Regions from separate parts of the Homo sapiens genome. Here all the other regions are linked to region 3. A link is a contact called in ENCODE Hi-C or POLR2A ChIA-PET data. All regions are on one chromosome and are shown on one strand. The core of a region is the stretch at or near the end of the contact, and the rest is flanking DNA. Distances in the headings are between cores, read along the strand shown.

Region 1 (2,970 bases), core at 35-2,534, 130 kb after region 3:
TTCTTCTTTCTTTTTTTTTGAGATGGTCTCACTCTGTCACCCAAGCTGGAGGGCAGAGGCACAATCTTGGCTCATGGCAGCCTCAACCACCCCAGCTCAAGCAATCCTCCTACCTCAGCCTCCCCAGTAGCTGGAACCATAGACATGCACCACCACACCCAGCTAATTTCTTTTTTCACGTATTTTTTGTAGAGACGGAGTTTAACCATGTTCTCCAGGCTGGTCTTGAACTCCTGGTCTCAAGGGATCCACCTGCCTCGGCCTCCCAAAGTGCTGGGATTACAGGCTCTGTTCACATTTTTGTGTGTGTGTGCCAAGCACAGAGGGGCCACTGTGTGCAGCTACAGAGGCCCAGCTGGCCTGGCACCTCGGCTGGAAAGGGGCAGCCTCTGGGTAGAAGAGCTGGGTGCCCAGGTGGGGAAGGCATTTCACTCACCCCCTGCCAGAGCTCCCTTGGAGCCCCAGAGTTCCAGGCTCCTGGGTCCTATCTCCTCTGCTTTCTCCAAGCCCATTCCAGGGAAACAGAAACCCAGACAGGGCTTGGAAGATGTCACTCCTGGGTCCTGAAGTGAGACCCCAGAATAGATGTTCTCCTGAGGTCCCCTCTCCTGAAGTTTTATAATTCTGGGGTTGGAAGTGTCCCATGCTGTAAAATCCAAAAGTCTGTTTCCCTGCTTCTCTTTTTCTTATTTATTTATTTATTTTGAGATAGGGTCTCACTGTGTCACCAAGGCTGAATAGCAGTGGTGCAACCATGGCTCACTGCAGCTGTGAACTCCTGAGCTCAAGTGATCTTCCCACCTCGGCCTCCCAAGTAGCTGGGACTACAGGCATGCGCCACCACACCTGGCTAACTTTTGTATTTTTTATAGAGACGAGGTCTCCCTGTGTTGCCCAGACTGGCCTTAAACTCCTGGGCTCAAGCGATCCTTGCACCTTGGCCTCCCGAAGTGCAAGGATTACAGGCATGAGCCACTGCACCAAACCTTCTCTCCTTCTTAAGATTCTGAGTTTCTGTTTTGACTCTATTTGACAGCATCAGTCAAATTGCAAACGGGCTTACCCTTTGACCCAGCAATTCTCCTTCTAAGGAATCTTCCAGCCTCCAGAAGTCATCAAGCATGTGCAGAAGAGACAAGGCAAAAGTGTTCACAGTGGCTTCTTGTGTAACCAAGGAAAACTGGGAGCTGCCCCCATCTGCACCAATGGCCAGAGCAATTTATGGAACGTTTACGGAACACCGCGTCTGGTATGTGCCTATGAAACTTCTGCATTCAACAGACAAAACTTCTGCATTCAAAACACCACATTTCAAAACAAAACTTCTGCATTCAGCATGCCACAGTCATGTGTGGAGAGCAGAGAGGAACCCTGGAGGGAGGAGCTGCAGACGGAGCAGGGCCGTGGGGCAGGTGTCTACTGGTTTCCTGTAATAAATTACCATACACTTGGTGGTGGAAATAACAGGCATTTATTCTCATAGCTCTGGAGGCTAGAAGTCCAAAATCAAGGTGTCTACAGGGCCATGCTGCCTCCACAGCTCCAGGGGGCAATCTTTCAGCTTCTGGGGACTCCCGGGTTCCTTGGCCTGTGACCGCACTGTTCAATCCCTGCCTCTGACTTCACAGGGCCCTTTCCTCTCCTGAGTCTCTGTTTGCAAATCTCCCATCCCTTTCTCTTGTAAGAACACTCTAACTGGATTTAGGATCCACCCCAACCCAGGGTGACCTCATTCTGAGATCCATACTCTAATTACATCTGCAAAAATCCTTATTCCAAATAAGGTCACGTTCTGAGGTGCAGAATAGACATGAATTTTGGGGAGATCCTTTTCAACCCACAACAATGTGGAAGGCCAATGTGTCTTCTCCATCATTTGGTCCTGCTGCAAGGAGGGTGTGTTTCTGGACCTGTGTATTATTTGTGTATCATTTCATTTATGCCTAGTGTTCCATTATTGGGAATTATTTCTGTCCTCCTTCTCAAGGTCATTGCCAAGGTCTGATTGCAAAAGTTTTAAAAATTGCAACTTAAGGCATAAATGGGTTAATTTTTTTTTTTTTTTTTTTTGAGACAGGGTGTCTGTTACCCAGGCTGGAGTGCAGTGGCACAGTCATGGCTCACTGCAGCCTTGGCCTCCTGGGTTCAAATGATCCTCCCACCGCAGCCCTGCTGAGTAGCTGAAACTATAGACATTCGCCACCACACTCGGCTAATTTTCTTTAATTTATTTTTTGTAGTGATGGAGTCTCACTCTGTTGCCCAGGCTGGTCTCAAACTCCTGGGCTCAAGCGATCCTCCCTCTTCAGCCTCCCAAGTAGCTAGGATTTCAGGTATGCACCACCACGCTTGGCTAATTTTTAAAATTATTTTAGAGACAGGGTCTCACTATGTTGCCCATTCTAGTCTGGAACTCCTGGCCTCAAGCGATCCTCCCACCTCAGCCTCCCAAAGTGCTGGGATTACAGGCATGAGTCACTGTGTCTGACCTCATTTTAACTTTCAAAAAGTTCTAAAATCCCAGAAGACAAGTTGTCTTCAAAGATCCTCTGCCTCCCAGGGTCAATGACTCCAGTTTTCTGGGAGGCCCAGGGGGCCCCTCGGCAATGAGGTGGAAATCGTCAGCATGGCAGGGTGGACGCCTCTGATACCTGCCCTGCTGACCAGGCTGGAAGTTGCTGTGGCATCCTCAGGCCTCCAGATGGTGAGCCTCCCTGAGTCAATGGCGAGGTGATGGCCGACGTTCCCAGCCCAGCACTTGCTCCGGGTAGGAGCTGGGCACCTTGGAGCATGGCAGGGCTAGGGAGTGGGGGACAGTGGACTGGGAGCTCTGCCTGGTACCAGCGGCCCACTTGCCCATGACAGGCTCCTCAAGGGTCCTGGGCAGTCACAGATCCCAACCCCTCATTTTGGGGTTTTGTTTTGTTTTTGAGACAGAGGCTTGCTCTGTTGTCCAGGCTGGAATGCAGT
Region 2 (3,088 bases), core at 107-2,606, 250 kb after region 3:
CTCCCGTGACAAGTGTGCTTTTTTTTTTTTTTTTTTTAAGACAGAGTCTCACTCTGTTGCCCAGGTTGGAGTGCAGTGGAGTGATCTCAGCTCACTCACTGCAACCTCCACCTCCCAGGTTCGTGATTCTCCTGCTTCAGCCTCCCAAGTAGCTGGGATTACAGGCGTGCACCACCATGCCTGGCTAATTTTTTGTAGTTTTAGTAGAGATGGGGTTTCACCATGTTGGCTGGACTGATCTCGAACTCCTGACCTCAGGTGATCCACCGGCCTCGGCCTCCCAAAGTGCTGGGATTACAGGCATGAGCCACCGCGCCTGCCCCCGGCAGAATGTCTTATATACATAAATGTTGTCCTCTCCAATTAAAATGTTAACATTTTAGGTTGGGCGGGGTGGCTCACACTTGTAATCCCAGCACTTTGGGAGGCCCAGGCAGAAGAATCGTTTTAGGCCAGGAGTTTGAGACCAGCCTGGCCAACATAGCGGTACTCCGTCTCTACAAAAAATGTAAAAGATTAGCTGGGCGTGGTGGCGGGCGCCTGTAACCCCAGCTACTCGGGAGGCTGAGGCAGGAGAATCGCTTCAACCCGGGAGGCAGAGGTTGCAGTGAGTCCAGATCACGCCACTGCATTCCAGCCTGGGCGACAGAGCAAGCCTCCGTCTCAAAAATAACATAACATAACATAACATAAAATAATAATAAAATGAAATGAAATAAAATAAAATAAAATGTTAGCTTTTTGAAGGCCTGTCCTGCTCGCTGCAGAACCCACTATAGAGCCAAGCAGGGTCACCTAGGTAGCATTTGCTGAGTGAATGAATTGTCCTCCCCTTACCAACTGTGTTCACAAAGAACCCTCAGGAGTTCAAGACCAGCCTGGCCAACATGGCGAAACCCCGTTTCTACTAAAAATACAAAAATTAGCCGGGCGTGGTGGCTCATGCCTGTAGTCCCGGCTACTCCGGAGGCTGGGGCAGGAGAGGCGGGCACCTGTAATCCCAGCTACTCGGGAAGCTGAGGAAGGAGAATCGCTTGAGGCCGGAAGGCAGAGGTTGCAGGGAGCTGTGATCGCGCCACTGCACTCCAGCCTGGGTGACAGAGTGAGACCCTATCTCAAAAAATAATAAAGATGGGCGAGGAGCAATCGGCCCCGAGGAAAAGACAAAACAAAACAACAACAACAACAACAACAACAAAACGTGCAAGAGCGCGCCTGCGCACACGGTCCGCTACGACCCCCATCCCTCTTCGGGCGTGGGGTGGCGCTGGGCGCATGCTCCCCGGCAGCGCGGTCATCCTCGCCTCCTTCGGGCCGCTCTAGCCGCCCCACTCGCTGCTCTGCGGGGAGGCGGGCGCTCCCGCAGGGGTTCCTCCAAGATGGCGGCGCAGAGGAGGAGCTTGCTGCAGAGTGTGAGGAACAGGCCCGCTCTCTGGGCTTGGGGTTGGGAGCCTGGGCGGGGGTGCTGTCGGGTGCAGGAACGGCTCCTTCTCCGAGTTTGGACAGCCACCCTCTCCGTGGTGGGGTGTGTCAGCCACCTTCTCCTCTCCTCGGGCTGGCCCCCTCGTTCCCGAGGCCAGGGCGTGTGTGCGCGGCGGGCCCGGCCCCCGGGTCAAGGGCGCCGGGGCTGTGGGCTGCTGCTGCCGGGCGTCGAGGGCGGGAGCGTCCTGGAGCCAGAAGGGAACACGGCGGGCGGCAGCAGAGCTATCCGAGTCTCGAGCCCACTGCGACACCGAGCAGACGTGCAATGATAATAACAGCAGCATCCACAGTGTACCGCTTACTGCATCCCCGGCGTTGTGTTAATTGCTTTACATTTGTCAGTTTCATTTTCGTAGCAGCCCCCTGAGATAGGTGCTACTGTTATTCCTATTTGACAGACTGAGACACTGAGGTGGTCGTTTGCCTAAGGCCACACAAATGGTACGTATTGAGGCAGGATTAAAATCAGGCAGTGTGATTCCAGAAACCCCCTTAACCCCTGGGCTGTACTAAAGGAATGACCAGTGGTAGCTGTCACTGGGTTCTGGTCCTGGCTCTGACTGTGTCTCCCTCAGCCTCAGTTTCCTTCTCCTAAGGCGAGAGCGCTGAGTGGAAGAATTGTCTTCAGACTCATCCCTACCCCCGGTCTGGACCCTCATGGGTTTGGCGCTGTCTTCCAGGCCCTGCGTCCTCTGACGCGTATGTGCACATAGATGCACACACATGTTGGCACCATGGACTACTCTGACCTACCAGGGTAGGGTGCTGGCCTCCTGGGTCCTTCCTATGCATGGCACTGTTAGAATTGTCTATGGACTTGTCTGCCTCCTGTACTAGAAAGTAAACTCCGCCGGGCGCGGTGGCTCATGCCTGTAATCCCAGAACTATGGGAGGCTGAGGCGGGTGGATCACGAGGTCAGGAGATCAAGACCATCCTGGCCAACATGGTGAAACCCCGTCTTTACTAAAAATACAAAAATTAGCCGAGCGTGGTGGGGGCGCCTGTAGTCCCAACTATTCGGGAGGCTGAGGCAGGAGAATTAGCTTGAACACAGGAGGCGGAGCTTGCAGCGAGCCAAGATCGGGCCACTGCACTCCAGCCTGGAGCGACAGAGCGAGACTGTGTCTCAAAAAAAAAAAAAAAAAAAAAACGAAAGTAAACTCCTTGAGGACAGGGACCTGTGATCTCTTGTTTACCGCTGTGTCTCTATTATCTATCACCATGTGCTGGGCACTCAATAAATACATTTGTGAAAGGATGAGTAAAGGTTTGTAGCCAGGTCCAGTGCTCGCCCTTGGCGTCACAGAGGTGAGTAGACATTGGCTCAGGGATAACCTGGAACCAGAGCCTTGAAATTATTCTCCCAGGAGCACAGTTCCCAGGCCTCCCCAGTGGGGATTGCTGTCTTCCCCTCCACACCTTTACTACTCCTTTATTTTATTACTGCTGGGCACGTCTGTCTTGTTACCGAGTTGGCATTGATTTTAGACGGCTGGCCCTCTGCTTTGTAAGTTCCCAGAGGGCAAGGTCCCTGTATAACTGTCCCCACTCTAGTTAGCATTTGGGAAACGCTGGTTGGATTGTGACATTGGGAGGGAAAATTGT
Region 3 (3,181 bases), core at 557-3,056:
GTGACCCTCTCCCATGCTGTCTCCACTGGCACCTTGCAGTTCTATTTCTGCAGAGCACACAGCTCCATCTGAAGGCATCTGTCTGTATCTCCTCATTCACTGTGTGCCGCCTCTGCAGAATGCCAGCTCCCTGAGGGAAGGGGTGGATCCCTGGGGCTTAGACTGGTGCCTGGTACCTGACCAACCCTCAATAAATATTTTGAGTGACTGGCCGAAGGAATGATGATCTCGCCCTCTTGTGCTACCCTGCGGGCTCCATCGTAGAGGGAGTTAGTGCTGTGCCTGCTTCAGGCTACACAGCACGAAAAGCACTGAGCTTTGTGGAATAAATCAATTCTCTTTTAAGTGGAGAAAACCCTAGGAAAAAGGAGAAGGAGGAGGAACAGCTGCCTCAATCAGAAGAGTAAAACCCCAAGCACAGCTGGAGGAAGAAAAGATGCTCCTGACCACCTTGACCTTCACCCTTGGCCCGAGATGCCAGGACTGAGTTTTCTCTATGGAGAAAGAAGATGGGCTGCCAATCAGCCCAGTTGAGCTCCTGCTCTACCTCCCTATCTAACTTGCTCGGTGACCTTGAGCAGGTCACTTCCTCTGCCTGGGCCTCAGTTTTTGTCTCTGTTAAATGGGAGGAGGTGACCCCCTAAGGCCCCTCCCAGTCGGCCTGGAGCCTCCCAAAGGGCTGCAGGGAGGAGGAGACAAAGGAAGGACAGTAGTGCGTACCAGGAAAGGAACTTCTCCCCAAGGATTTCCCCAGCCTTAGGCGAGCCCCCTCGCCAAACAAGTGCACGGGAGGTGTAGACGCCAGGCCCGGACAAAGTCTAGCCCCAAAGTGTGGGGTTCTGAAACCAGCAGAACAGACACCTCCTTAAATTGCAGGGTGTATGTTTTGAAGAAGGCAGATGGGGTAGGAGACTAGGGGATGCCCCAGCGCAGGGGGCGGGCTTCAGAGCCCTGGCCTGGGCTAGGAGTTGAGGTGGGGGTGGGGGCGGGGAATAGGGATGTGCTCGGGTGGCGTAGAGGGGGCAGGATCGGAAAAGGCCAAAGTCCAGCAGGAAAAACTTCAGAGGCCGGAGGAGACTTTTCCAAAGCTCCACTTACAACTTGAAAGGATTTGGTGCCAAGCGTCCAGAGTCCCGAGTTCAAAACCCAGCTCTGACCATAACGCGCTAGGCAAGTCCTTTCAACTTGGGCCTCAGTCTCCCCATATTTACAATAAAAGGGGAGCGAGGTGGGATGGCGCTGAGGATCCCTACGTCCGATCCTAATCTCCAGCTCAGGCAGGCTCGGCCGCCACTAGCATCCTGGAGCGACAACTTTTGTTCTACTCGCCCTACACGGTGGCAGGGAAACTGAGGCACGGGCTGGGGAGACGGGCCCAGCAGCGCAGGGCTGCCGGGGCCCCCGCGCCCCGCTTTCCCCTTCAGCCCCAGCGTGGAGGGAGCGGTGCTGGGGACGGGAGGGACCCCACTGGGGTCCTGGGAGCCGCCCCCGGGCAGCCTCACCTTCCGCACGCGCTTCTTCCGGATGCTCTCCACGGCGAACACCTGCTCGCCGATGGCTGACAGCTCCATGCGGGGCGGCGGGCGAGCGGGCCCGGGGCCGGGCCGGGCCGGGGGCGGAGCTGCGGGGCCGCGGCTGCGGCGCGCGATGCTGGGGCTGGCGGGGTCCCCGTCACCCTCGTCCGGGCGCGCACGCGCACGCGCACGCGCGCACACCCCCTCGCGCTCCCTCACGCCGCCGACGTTCCATTTTTGAACCTGCGCAACGTTTTCCTCGGCGCCAGCGAGCGAGCGCGCGCAAGGAGGGGGCGGGGCGGGAGCGCGCGGAACGGCCGCGGGCTCGGCTCGCGCCCTGAGGGTCAGCTCCGCCCCCGAGCCCCGCCCCCATCGGAACCCCGCCCCCGGGGCCCGCCCCCGCGGGTTGCGATTGGGCCGCGGGCCGCGAGCCGCGAGCGCTGCCGTGGGACTTATTTGGCTCGGTCACCGGCTGGGGCGGGGCGGAGGCTCGCGCGCCCCGTCTTGCTGTGACGCCGGGGCGGGACGTGATCCTTAATACCCAGGCGGGCGCCTCATAGCCTCCCGGTGACTGCCAGGGGCCGAAGTGGCAGGGCCCAGTGGAGCCGACGACAAAGTCAAGGCTCAGAGCGGGGAGGCCATTTGCTCACCTCCCGCAGCGGAGGAGACTGGGCCCGAGGCGCAGCCCCTCGAGTTGCAGGAGAGCCGGGACCCAAAAGGCTTCCCACCGTGTCCGGACGTCGCAGGGCCGAGGTCTCCCTAATCCGGCCTTCTCCGCGGCGCAGTTTGGCCAGTGTCTCCACGTCCGTCCACCCACCCCTCCATCCGCCCTTCCATTTGTCCATCCACCCGACCCTCGGTGGTCGGTGCCCAGACGCACGGGTCAGACGCGGGCGCTGCCTCGAGGGCTCCCGGGCCGGGCCCTCGTTCGCGGCAGGAGCGGCCGCGGTGGAGCTGAGGTCCCCCGGGGACGGATTTTGCCGCCGCGCTGCCCCAGCCTTCCCCAAACCCGCGTGTACTGGGCGCTAGGTGCTTAGTGGGGGCTCAACCATTTGTGGCACGAGACGAACTCTTGATTCCCCACCCCCCTTCCTTTTTCGCTAACGCGCCTCCATTCCTCACTGGGAGCCCGGCGTCGTCCCTGCTCCTTCCTGTACTGACCCCAACTTCTGTCGCTCCGGCATCCCCTCGGGGACTCGGGTCTGCCTGCCCTCACCGCACCCACCTCCCAGGTTCGCCCCGTCTTTTCTCTGGACCACAGCAGAGACCTCGCGGAGCTGCCCTCCCTCCGATCTCAGCCACACAGTGCCAGAGTGTGCTTCTAAAATGCAGATCTGACGGGGTCACCCTGTGCTTAAAAATTTTCCTCCCTATTTCCCTCACAATAAAATCCAACACCTCTTTCTGGCACATAGAAAAAGAGAATAATAGATTCACACCTGACTTTTCATCAAGAGCAACAAAGCCAGAGAGAAAATAACCATCATCTTAGAATTATATATTCAGTGAAAATGTATTTCAAGAATTATGTACCCAGTATGAGGCACATGTATCCAGAACGTAGGTGAAATCATAGCACTTACAAATACAAAAACTTAAGAGTTTGCCACTGGTAGACCCTCCGGAGGGAGATTCCAAAGCTGGAACTTCAGGCAGGAAAAAGATGA
Region 4 (2,888 bases), core at 263-2,762, 140 kb before region 3:
GGTCTGGCCCTATGGGGCTTAGTGGGTGTTCTCCCCGTGTGTGGAGATGAGAAATCGTAAAAAGTAAAGACACAAGACAAAGAGATAAAGCGAAAACAGCTGGGCCCGGGGGACCACTACCATCAAGACACGGAGATGGGTAGTGGCCCCAAATGGTTGCGTGCACTGTTATTTATTGCATACAAGACAAGGGGGGCAGGGTAAGGAGGGTGAGTCGTCCAAGTGATTGATAAGGTCGAGCAAGTCACGTGATCATAGGACAGGGGGCCCTTCCCTTATAGGTAGCCGAAGCAGAGAGGGAAGGCAGTATACGTCAGCGTTTTCTTCTATGCACCTATCAGAAAGATCAAAGACTTTAAGACTTTCACTATTTCTTCTACCGCTATCTTCTGAGAACTTCAAAGAGGGACCAGGAGTACAGGAGGAAAGTGGACAAGGAGCGTGACCATTGAAGCACAGCATCACAGGGAGGGGTTTAGGCCTCCGGATGGCTGCAGGCAGGCCTGGATACTATCCAGCCTCCCACAAGAAGCTGGTGGAGCTGAGCGTTCCCTGACTCCTCCAAGAAAAGGGAGACTCCCTTTCGTGGTCCGCTAAGTAACGATGCCTTCCTAGGCACTGGCGTTACCGCCTGACCAAGGAGCCCTCCAGTAGCCCTTATGCGGGTGTGACAGAGGGCTCACCTCTTGCATTCTCGGTCACTTCTCACAACAGCCCTTCAGCACCTGACCCTATACCCACCGGTTATTTCTTGGTTATATTAGTAATACAATAAAGAGTAATATTAAAAGCTAATGATTAATAATATCTACACTAATGATTGATAATGTCCATGATCATCTCTGTATCTAATTTGTATTATAACTATTCTTATTGTAAGTATATTCTTTATTATACTGAAACAGTTTGTGCCTTCAGTCTCTTGCCTCAGCACCTAGGTAATCCTCCGCCCACATCTCTGAGGGGCTGAACTGCCCCCCACCTTCTGGAAGCTGGGAGGTTGGAAGAGGGGATGCGTGCGATGGACTCAGCACACAGCTGGGAACTCGAGGCACACCTAAGCCTTCGCTTGTGCTGTGCGGAGTCCACACTTCCTTCCCCACTGGGGTCTCAAAACCTCCCCTCACTCAACAGGGTGGTGCTGCTCAAAGCTCTGGGCACACATTAGGGCTGGGGAGGGGGTGGTGGAGAGGGGGCTCCAGCCTGCCCAACCACCAGGCAACGGGGCACCTGCCCCTCTCTCAGCTGGGTCTGGACCCGCGTCCCAGGCTCAGGCTGCAATGCCTTTCTCTTTCTCTTTCTCTTCTTTTTGCAGTTCCGTTGGGTCCTGCCCAGGACAGATAAAGACAGAGCAGCCTGTCTTTATCGGAGGTTCCTCTGCCAGTAGGAGGGGCCCGGAGAAAACCAGAAAGAGGGCCAGAGCCAGAGAAACATGAAGCACCCCGGGGCCTCCCACACCAGTGCCTGAGCAGGAATGGGGAGGGGCCATGATTCACAAGGCCCTGGGAGGTCACTTTAAAGAGGGCTGCTCAACTGCAAGGACGCTGTAAGCAGGAAGAGAAGCCACAGCGCTTCAGAAAAGAGTGGGACAGGGACAAGCATATCTAAGAGGCTGAACATGAATCCACAGATCAGGTACCTCTGCACGCTTTGTCCGCCAGGCCCCTCCTGCCACTTCCTGCCAGGCGGTCCTGCTGGGCCTCAGCCCTGGCCTCCCCCTGCCCCAGCCCCACCTCTGGGCTCCCTCCCCCCTGGTTCCCCCGCTGCCCCCACTCCCAGCCAAGCTCCTTGCCCTGCTGTGTGGTCCCACGACTGCTGCTTCTGAATGGGCCACCTTCCCCACTTGCCCCAGCCCAGTCCGCCTGCTGAGACTCTCCCCCGAAAATCATGCCCGGGCTGGTGCTTCCCGCCCTGGGAGGGTGCTTCCTCTGTGTGCTTCCCACTATTCCTGGGAGCTCTGGAACTGGGAGAATTGAACCAAAGGATGATTTGAGCAATCAGGCATTTTGTTCTCAGCGCTTTGGTGCAATTTCTGTAAGATTTACTTTGTTTCAATACAAAGTCTTAGGAGAGGGTGTGGGGGAGGGAATGGTCTCTGTACCAGAAAATAAGTCACTTCTTCCAAAGATGCCTCCACTGTGAGCAGAGTAGGATGCACACGACCCCAGACACAGGCTCCTCCTCTGTGAGCACCGTTCACCTTTCAGAATGACACCTGCAACATGGAGTGTAGGAAAAAATATGATGATCAGGAGAAATGCTCTTATTTTAGGCCAGGCACGGTGGCTTATGCCTGTAATCCTAGCACTTTGGGAGGCTGAGGCGGGCGGGTCACTTGTGGTCAGGAGTTTGAGACCAGCCTGACTAACATGGTGAAACCTCGTCTCTACTGAAAATACAGAAAATTAGCCAGGGGTGCTGGCGGGCGTCTGTAATCCCAGCTACTTGGGAGGCTGAGGCAGGAGAATCCCTTGAACCCGAGGGGTGGAGGTTGCAGTGAGCTGAGATTGCAAACTCCAGCCTGGGGGACAGAGCGAGATGCCGTCTTTAAAAAAAAAAAAAAAAAAGTAGCAGAAAAACTGGGAGGTTGAGGGTGTTCCATTGGTAGCCCCAGAGCTGGGGTTCCAGCTAGGAGAGGTCACCCCGGCCCTGCTGCCCCTGCCAGCGTCCCCTCCTCTTTCTCTCTCCCCGTCTTCCTGCCTGGGAAAGCAGCAGACATTCTCAGGGCTGTGGAGGGATGGGGGAGGCCCAGAGCCCAGGGACGTCCAGGCAGCTGTGTTCAGTGGGCATCAGCCCTGAGGACTCCGGTGCGGGGGTCTCTGCATTGGGGTTTCTCTCTTGTGCCTTCAGAAACCCGATGAAGGCAATGTATCCAGGCACATTCTACT

Evidence for each region. A loop is a pair of places that touch in the nucleus more often than their neighbours do. ChIA-PET counts read pairs that join two places held with the same protein, here RNA polymerase II (POLR2A). Pooled maps may share reads with other maps.
Region 1: a pooled map shows a loop between it and region 3 (2.1-fold over the local background). The contact joins the enhancer-like site here to the promoter of CBX7 in region 3. A Hi-C loop is called at or near these places in 1 of 50 pooled maps. POLR2A ChIA-PET finds 5 or more read pairs at or near these places in 6 of 52 experiments (HEK293, IMR-90, PC-9 and 3 more).
Region 2: a loop to region 3 is called in a map of B cell, with 6 times the contacts of the local background. The contact joins the promoter of TAB1 here to the promoter of CBX7 in region 3. A Hi-C loop is called at or near these places in 2 of 168 maps with a recorded cell type or tissue (B cell and MCF 10A) and 13 of 50 pooled maps. POLR2A ChIA-PET finds 5 or more read pairs at or near these places in 2 of 52 experiments (GM10248 and H1).
Region 4: a pooled map shows a loop between it and region 3 (5-fold over the local background). The contact joins the promoter of APOBEC3C here to the promoter of CBX7 in region 3. A Hi-C loop is called at or near these places in 1 of 168 maps with a recorded cell type or tissue (natural killer cell), 9 of 37 single-sample maps with no recorded cell type and 10 of 50 pooled maps. POLR2A ChIA-PET finds 5 or more read pairs at or near these places in 15 of 52 experiments (CD4-positive, alpha-beta T cell, CD4-positive, alpha-beta memory T cell, GM12878 and 11 more).

Annotation. Positions count from the first base shown.
Region 1 is chr22:39,285,972-39,288,941 of GRCh38, forward strand. No RefSeq gene overlaps it. Among named protein-coding and RNA genes, the nearest start is that of SNORD83B, 26 kb to the right of the region's middle. Within about 2 kb of position 1,285, at least 4 of the 41 ENCODE cell types and tissues checked have a DNase peak (open chromatin) inside an H3K27ac peak, as active enhancers do.
Region 2 is chr22:39,398,424-39,401,511 of GRCh38, forward strand. TAB1 (TGF-beta activated kinase 1 (MAP3K7) binding protein 1) reads left to right here and starts at 1,357. Exons shown (of 11, transcript NM_006116.3): 1 at 1,357-1,412. The coding sequence starts at 1,380. RefSeq lists an enhancer at 1,296-1,415 and a silencer at 1,576-1,715.
Region 3 is chr22:39,150,874-39,154,054 of GRCh38, forward strand. It overlaps CBX7 (chromobox 7), which reads right to left and starts at 1,807. Exons shown (of 6, transcript NM_175709.5): 1 at 1,503-1,807. The coding sequence starts at 1,571. RefSeq lists an enhancer at 1,385-1,966 and silencers at 1,424-1,473, 1,544-2,113.
Region 4 is chr22:39,012,745-39,015,632 of GRCh38, forward strand. APOBEC3C (apolipoprotein B mRNA editing enzyme catalytic subunit 3C) reads left to right here and starts at 1,513. Exons shown (of 4, transcript NM_014508.3): 1 at 1,513-1,635; 2 at 2,851-2,888. The coding sequence starts at 1,619. RefSeq lists enhancers at 725-1,343, 1,320-1,614, 1,344-1,961, 1,534-1,643 and a silencer at 1,754-1,803.